Regions from separate parts of the Homo sapiens genome. Here region 2 is linked to region 1. Evidence: read pairs that join two places in POLR2A ChIA-PET (ENCODE). Cell type or tissue: PC-9. All regions are shown on one strand. Links, peaks and the distances in the headings refer to the core of each region. The heading gives the core; the rest is flanking DNA.

Region 1 (4,397 bases), core at 192-4,191:
CTGTCAGCATCACAGGGCCAGAATCCACACGTGCCCTCAGCAGCTGGCCCTGAACGTAGACCAGCTCTCAGGCATGGAGCTTGCCTGCTGCATCATCTTTTTATTTTTTAATTTAATATTTATTTAATTTTTTTTAACCTTTTTGGGAGAGTGTCTCACTATGTTGCCCAGGCTGGTCTCAAACTCCTGGGATCAAGCCATCCTCCCACCTCGGCCTCCCAAAGTGCTGGGATTCCAGGCCTGCGCCACCATGGCCGGCCTGCACCATCCTTTTAGCCCACAGAGAAGAACCTTAAGTGGAGAGTGAGTGGATTTTAGCCAGGCAAGAAGGGACAATAATGTTCTTGGAATGGCATCTACAAAAGGCCAGTTGTGAGAGAAAGCATTTTCTGGACAGAAAAGTGAAAAAGCGTTATCAGTAAAAGGAAGGGAGTAGCAGGAGATAAAGCCAGCAGTAAAGGAAATCAGGTTAGATCTGGAAGAAACTTGCAGGCCAGCTGAAGGGACTGAAATGCATCCTCTATACAAAAGGAAGCCATTGATAACATTCTTGTATACAAAATATATAAAGAAGTCTAATAACTCAGCAGTTAAAAGACAAATCACTGGCCAGGGGCAGTGGCTCACACCTGTAATCCCAGCGCTTTAGGAGGCCCATGCAGGTGGATTGCTTGAGGCCAGGAGTTCGAAACCAGCCTGACCAACATGATGTAACCCTGTCTCTACTAAAAATACAAAAATCAGCCAGGCATGATGCACACCTGTAATCCCAGCTACTTGGGAGGCTGAGGCAGGAGAATCACTTGAACCTGGGAGGTGGAGGTTGCAGTGAGCTGAGATTGCACCATACCCAGCCAAGGGGCTCCCCCTGCCTCCCCAGAAGGGAAGCTGAAGGGTAGCTTGTCCTCAATGGTCTTGGGCATTGGTTTCTGTTCGTGGTGCATCTGCCTCTGCAGTGGACTACCTGTGGGTGGACTAATCTGTAGTCTGTTCTCCAGACATGGCCACCCCGTAAAGTTGTGCAGACTGTACTCTGTACAGAGGGGGCTGCTGAGATGGTGAAAGAAACTGAAATCCAGCCTGTGCTCTTGTCAAAAAGCAAAGGCATCTTATAGAGGCAGCAGCCCTTACCACTCCCCCAGCTCCTCTGACACAGGTCCCACCTCCTAGGCCAAGACTGGGGCAAGGAAACCAAGGCACTCACCGCAGGCACAGAATGTAAGGTATAGCCCCAGAACTCAGCAATTGGGCTGGGTGTGGTGGCTCACACCTGTAATCACAGCACTTTGGGAGGTTGAGCCAGTGAGACTGCTTGAGCCCAGACGTTCAAGACCAGCCTGGGCAACATAGCAAGACTCCATCTCTACAAAAATTTTAAAAAATTAGCCACACATGGTGGCACGTGCCTATACTCCCAGCTACTTGGGAGGCTGAGGCAAGAGGATCGTTTGAGCCCAAGATTTCAAGGCTGCAGTGAGCCATAATCACACCACTGCACTCCAGCCCCAGCAACAGAGCAAACCCCTGTCTCTAAATAAATAAATTAAAAAAATTTTTTTTAAATGAGAACAATATATCAAATTTTAGAGGGCGGATCCAACCCTGCACATGGATGATCCCGTCTCATTCACCTCACTCTAATCTTGGCCCTAGTTCCAATAAAATTTTATTCATAAAACCAGGCAGGCCGGGCACATTGGCTCATGCCTGTAATCCCAGCATTTTGGGAGGCTGAGTTGGGTGGATCACAACACAAGGTCAGGAGTTGTTCACAACACAAGTTGATCACAACACAAGACCAGCCTGGCCAATATGGTGAAACCCTGTCTCCACTAAAAAATACAAAAAGGTGGCAGGCACCTGTAGTCCCAGCTACGGGGGAGGCTGAGGCAGGAGAATCATTTGAACCCAGGATGCAGAGGTTGCGGCGAGCTGAGATCGCACCACTGCACTCCAGCTTGGGCGACAGTGCAAGACTCCATCTCAAAAACAAAAACAAAAACAAAACAAAACAAAACCAGAAAAAAAAAAAACAGGCAACAGCTGGGCACTGTGGCACACGCCTGTAGTCTCAGCTACTCAGGAGGCTGAGGCAGGAGGATTGTTTGAGCCCTGGAATTCGAGACCAGCCTAGGCAACACTGAGACCTTGTCTCAAAAAATAAATAAGTAAATAAATAAATAAATAAAAGAATTAAAAATAAAACTAGGCAGAAATCCCATGAGCCATACTTTGCCAATTTTAAGTATTGCATTTAAATATTATTTATCTTGATTGCTGGGCTGCTCCCTTCCTGCTAGCCCTGACTTGTCCCCCTAGTCCTCATCTCTCAGATTGGAGGCCACTCCAGATTTCCTTGGTACCAGCCACAGGCCAGGAACCTGAAGGGAGTTATGGGGAAGGATCAGCTGCAAGGATCTCAGGGCATCGCACTGCCTAAAGGCACCTTCTGCTCCGCTTGTCTGTTCCCTGCTGGTGCAGGATATTATGAGAGTTCCAGAAGGAAGCAGGGCATAAACTGCCTGGGGCTGAGCAGACGCACCTGTGGTCTCTATCACCCCCTGGAGTTCTGACCTCTAAGTGAAAAGAAAAGGAGGCAGAGGTGGAGACCAGACCCAACAGCTCCTTCCAAACAATGGTTCTGCCTGTCTCCTTGGGCTCCCCAATTTCCCAGGAAGCCTTTCCTGCGTGGGGGGGCAACTACCCTCAGGTCTCTGCTCTGTGGTTAACTATTTTCCTCCATTCATCCATCATTTAGTCACTTATTTAATAATCATTGGTCCCTACTACGTGCCGAGCATTTGCTAGATTCTAAAGATACGGAGAAAACCCCACTACTGTCAGAGCAAACAATAAGACCAATGTACACAAATAATTACAGTAATGTTCTGTATATAAAGTGCAAAAAGAAAACCTGTGTGTGCACAGGTTTAGCTGGGGCATGGAAAAGGATATGATTACTTGTCTCTGGAAGCCTCAGAACAAGGGGGTCTGATTTCTCCAAAGAGACAAGGTGTCAATGGATCTTCCCAGCAGAGAGAAGCGCACGCACAAGAACCTGGATGGAGAAGGAGCAATGGAAACAGAAGTGAGAGAACTGATTGAAAGAGAGGCATTGTTATAGCTGGGTAGCAGGCAATCGACATGAGCTCATCTGAGCGTAGGAATAATCGTGCTACCATTTCTATGAGGTTGTTGAGAATATTAAATGAGTTATCTAACCCTTAGCACAGTACGTAGCACAAGGTAATCACAATGTTAACCACTACTACTCATTAAAGCATTGCATGAGAATAAAAGTTTAGTCACATAGATGGATTTTTGCACGTGGAGAAAGGTTGATTTAATCAACACTTAAACACCTACTACATCTGCAGACACTCTATGGTTAACTTTCAGAAATTCAATGATCAGTCCTGAGTTTAAACTAAGCCTTCTTGGAATTTAAAGCTAAACTGTTTCTCTCTTAAGCTCTAGCTCTTGCAAATCAAAATCGCTTTGCCCATAGACTATTGTATCTGCATCTGCCTCGAGTTAAAAAAAAAATCCATTCAGCAACTCAATTGACTTCTTTGTTCTAGGCTGTAGCCGCCCTCCCCAGAGGCATCGATGTCATTGACTCAGTGGGTGCAGGGCTACCAGGCAATAGGAACACGGAGGTTTACTATTTCAAAAACATTATCCAGCCTCTTATGAAACTGGCAAGATTTAGGGATGAAGCTTAGGTAATGGGGATGAGGGAAGGCTTAGATCCAAGAGGTTTAATTTACAGAAGGGTTTGTTTTTGGGGGGTCTTTCTTATTCCTCCCAGGAGGGAATAAATATCCTGCTAAACTGTTCCACTTGATGGAAAATAGGATGCCATATATTTACTGAGCACCTGCTATGTGCCAGGCTCTATTCTCAAAGGGGTTCCTCAAAAAGATTGGGGCAATTCTGCTTCTATAGATTCCACCTGAGGCATCTATCTCATGGGGGCAGGGGTAGAATTGTCCCAGCTCTTGGAAGGTTAGAGAAAAGTTATTGTGTAGCTTGGAATTTAGAAAACAGAGTTTCTACTTCTTCCAGGATTCCTAGCACTCAGAATCTGCCCTTTGGAAAACTGATTCTGCTATTTGTATTTTCTATTTCTATTTTCTAGCTTTTAACAGATACAGTTATATTTGAAAATACCAGCCTGTCTTTGGCAGCGCTAAAAGAACTAAAGAAAGGATTTAATTTCAGCATGAGCTGAAGTTAAAAGGGAAAAACTGTCCCTTACCTCTGGGGAGGCTGGTCCCCAAGGGATGTGAGACCCTTGAGACAGAGAAGTCTTGGCTACTGGGGAGGCCTTGAGAGATGGAGAAAGTAGGTTGGGTTTCTGGCTTCCCTGGTTTCTGAAAAAAAAAAAAAGTTCA
Region 2 (4,397 bases), core at 278-4,277, 58 kb after region 1:
TTAGTTATTTATCTATTTATTTTTTGAGACAGGGTCTTGCTCTGTTGCCCAGGCTGGACTACAGTGGTGCAGTCTTGGCTCACTGCAGCCTTGACCTCCCAAGTTCAAGCGATCCTTCTACCTCAGCCTCCCAAGTAGCTGGGACTACAGGTGTGCCACAACACCTAGCTAATTTTTTTTTTTTTTGGTTGAGATGGGGTGTCATCATTTTGCCCAGGCTGGTCCTGAACTCATGGGCTCGAGAGATCCACCTGCCTTAGCCTCCCAAAGCACTGGGAATACAGGCCTGAGCCACCATACCTGGCCAGAGTTATTTTTAATACATTTTCTTTTATTAATATTATTGTTTATAATTTTACTTTTCGCATTTAGGTCTTTCTCCAGTTGGATTTTTTTTAAATGTTGTATCAAGTAGGAGCCCAACTTAACTTCTTTCCAAAACTGTGAACCGCTCTTCCTGACACTCTGTACTAAGCAACTCATCCTTCCCTCACTGATTTGTGATGTGTCTATCCCGTGCTGCATTCCCTTGTAGTTTTTAAATTCAGACTTGTTTTTGTTTACTAAATTTATATATGCATGTCTACATCTGTCCCTAGTCTCTTACACTGTTTCTTCAGCCTGTTTATCCCTATGCCAATTACACACTGCTTTTACTATTATGACCTTGTCATCATAGTTTGATTATCAGCAGAACAAATGTTGCCTCTTTGTTTTTCCTTTAAAATTGGATTTGCTATTTGTGGATCTCAATTCTTCTCTACAAATTTTATAATCAAGTTGTTTAATTCTCCAAAAACCCTCCTGGAATTTAATTAAATGTAGAAATTCATTTGGGGCTAATAGGCATCTTTCCAAGATTAAATCATCTCAAACATGGATATAGTACTTCTATTTATTTAGGTCTTTTATATAATGGCCTTTAGTAAAGTTTACTTTTTTTTTTCCTTTATGCTCTTGGGCCTTCTTTGTTATGTTAATTCTTAGGAACTTTGTGGTCTTCATTGCCATTATCAGAGGCAAGTTTATTCTCCTTTCCAGGATCCTGGGAGGGGCTAGAAAAGTGCCTCTATCATTGTAAAAGTAAAAGTAAAGTATTTTAACTACAATTTAAAAAGTAAAGTATTTTACTTTTAATTAAAAAGTAAAGTATTTTAACTACAATTGGTTAAGGCTGCTGTCTCTTTCCATCCCAAGTTCCCCTCCATAACATCTCCCCTAAACGTCGGACAGCACTGGAGTGATCACAAGTGCTTTGGAGCTCCAGCTAAGAGGAATTTGAGATGGGGATACACTAACTTGGGGTTGATGGGATGTATTTATGTGCCTCAGGATCACATCCAAGTCTCGTTAAGTCACGGCTAGATGTCTTGGTGTCAGAGTGACTTTCAGAAATTCCTGGAATTCATTCCAGCCACTCTCCTGACTCACTGGATATCTGAACATAAAAGTGCAAAGATAGCATTTAATTTTTTTAATGTTGCTTTTCTGTTGTCATGCTCATTATATTTTTCAGTTTTTAGAAATTATAATTAGTTGTGATTTCTATCTCTAAATAAACATTTATTTTATACCTAATTTGAATCTGTAGTTTTATTTTATTTTTCTGAAAGACAGCTCCCCAAATTGCACAATCTTCCACTCCTCCAAACTCGGATTTGAGCCAGGCCTGGTGGGTCACACCCATAATTCCAGCACTTTGGGAGGCTGAGGCAGGCAGATCTTTTGAGGTGAAGAGTTTGAGGCCACCCTGGACAACATAGTGAGATCCTGTCTCTATTAAAAGAAAAAAAAAAGACACCTGGATTTGTCCATGGATATTATCAATGATATTAATGTTTTCTGTATTCAAATTTCTATTTTGATTTAGAATCCGGCAACCTTACTAAACTCTCTGAATAGTCCTAAAAGTTCATCTGTTGACTTGTTTGGGTTTTCTCATTAAATTATTGTATCATCTGCAAATAGTGACTATTTTATCTTTATTTCTAATATAATATATATATATTAATACAGGGTCTTGCTCTGCCACCCAGGCTGGAGTACAGTGGCACCACCTCGGCTCACTGCAACCTCCACCTTCCGAGCTCAAGCGATCTTCCCACCTCAGCCTCCCGAGTAGCTGGGATTACAGACTACAGGCACATACTACCATGCCCAGCTAATTTTTGTATTTTTTGCAGAGATGGGGCTTTGCCATATTGCCCAGGCTGGTCTCCAACTCCTGGGCTCAAGCAATTTGCCCACCTCAGCCTCCCAAAATGCTGGTATTACAGGCATGAGCTACCACACCTGGCACCAATATTATATTTTTCATTTCTTTTTCTTGACATATTGCATGGGTCATGACCTTCATTATTCTGTTGAACAGCATAGCAGTGACAGTGGATGTTACTTTCTTGTTCCCGACCTTAATAAGAATACATAAAAAGTGTCTTCTTTAAGCATGATGTTTGCTGCAGGGTTTTGTTAGCTAATTTTTATGAAGTTAAGAAAGCTCCTAGTTTCCTTAGAGTTTTTTAAAAGCTCAACTTTTAGTGTTGAACTTTATCAGAAGTTTTTTGCATCCGCTCAGGAGACCCTATAATTTTTCTCTTTTATTCCTTTAAATCAGGGTTGACAAAATGTAGGCTGTAGACCAAATTGGGTTGCTGCCTGTTTTTCACAATGCTTAACTGGAACAGAGCCACACCCATCATTTACATATTGTTTATGGCTGCTTTCACACTACAGTGGAAGAGTTGCATAAGGAGACAGACACCAGCTAGCCCACAAAGCCTAAATGATTTATTATCTGGCCTTCAACAAGAAAAACTTGTCTAACTTCTGCTTTAAAGTGATGGATTACATTGATATACTATACTTTCTAATACTGAACTACTTTCACATTACTGAAATAAATCCTTTCCATTCAGTCTATTTTTTTCATTGTAGCATAAACTACTTCAGGAAATTACACAAATCTTAGATGTACAACTTGATGAATTTCTACATATGTATACACATTTAAATATCACTCAGACCAAGATTCTGAGTATTTCCAGCAATATAGTAGGCTTTCTCATGCTCTCAGCCAGTTTACACTGCCAACCCTCTCACCCTCAAGGTAACAATTCTGAACTCCCTCGCTACAAATCCATTTTCCTATCTTAAAATTCTTAGGAATGGAATCATATAGTATGTGGTCTTGTGTGACTGACTTTTTCACTGAACAGTAAGGATCCAATTATACTATGTATGTCAGTAGTTAGATGTTTCATGTTATTTAGTATTATATTATTTGAAAAATTATGTATTAAAAATAGTTTTAGATTCAGTTGATACCTTACTGAAGCTTTTTATACCTATATTTGTAAATAAAAGTGGCCTAGGCCGGGTGCAGTGGCTCACGCCTGTAATCCCAGCACTTTGGGAGGCCTAGGCGGGCGGATCACAAGGTCAGTGGTTTGAGACCAGCCTGGCCAACATGGTGAAACCCCGTCTCTACTGAAAATACAAAAATTAGCTGGGCGTGATGGCGGGCACCTGTAATCCCAGCTACTCGGCGGGGCTGAGGCAGGAGAATCGTTTGAACCCAGAAGGCGGAGATTGGGTTGCAGTGAGCCAAGATCATGCCATTGCACTCCAGCCTGGGCAACAAGAGCGAAACTCCATCTCAAAAAAAAAAAAAAAAAAAAAGGGGGCCTAACATTTCCTTTTTATATTGTATCTTTTTCTTTTTTGGAATCAAGTTTATACAAGTTATATCAAGTTCATGAAACAGCCTGAACAGCTTTCCTTCTTTTCTATTTCTGCAACAATTTGTGTTACATACCAATTAGTTGGGTTTTTTTCTTCCTCTACCTCAGCTTTATTGAGGTATAATTGGAATATGAAACACTGAACATATATAATGTGCATAATTAGCTGTCTCTTCAAATTTTGGTAGACCTTACCTATAAAATATCCTGAGCCTTTGGACTTTCAAGGTGGCAGGGAGATTTTTATAATTACCATTTAAATCTGTCTATTTTGCTATTAGTTTTCTGTTTATCTTGTATCAATTTCAGCATTATATATTTTCCAGAAATTTGTGCATTTCATCTAGGTTTCCAATGTATATAGTTGTATATGTGTATAATTTTTCTAGTATTATTTTATGTTTTAAAATATTAGTTTTAGCCCCTGTTTAATTCTGTAGTTTGGTTATTTGAAATGCTCTCTTGTGTTCTTGATGTTTCTTTTATCAGCATTTTTAAGAAGTTTATTTTGTGAGTGTTTTCAAAAAAAATTTGTTTTTACTCATCATTCTTATTGTTTTTGTTTTTCTTGATATCGTTCTCTACTTCATCAACTTCTGCTCTTACCTTGTCATTTCCCCTTTTCTTGTTTGTTTGGGCCTTCTCTTCCAGGTTTGA

What was found. Peaks named below come from ENCODE experiments on the same cell type or tissue, not always from the same donor. Only the 100,000 strongest peaks of a DNase experiment are listed, where the experiment ranks them.
Region 2: POLR2A ChIA-PET joins it to region 1 with 5 read pairs; 5 of 35 experiments call an interaction of 5 or more read pairs at or near these places.

What each region holds. Positions count from the first base shown.
Region 1 is chr11:119,607,104-119,611,500 of GRCh38, reverse strand. No RefSeq gene overlaps it. Among named protein-coding and RNA genes, the nearest start is that of NECTIN1-AS1, 100 kb to the left of the region's middle. In PC-9, for the core only: no CTCF peak of the experiment used is centred there; no DNase peak of the experiment used is centred there; H3K27me3 peaks cover 790 bases.
Region 2 is chr11:119,548,881-119,553,277 of GRCh38, reverse strand. No RefSeq gene overlaps it. Among named protein-coding and RNA genes, the nearest start is that of THY1, 130 kb to the right of the region's middle. In PC-9, for the core only: no CTCF peak of the experiment used is centred there; a DNase peak (open chromatin) is centred at 2,747.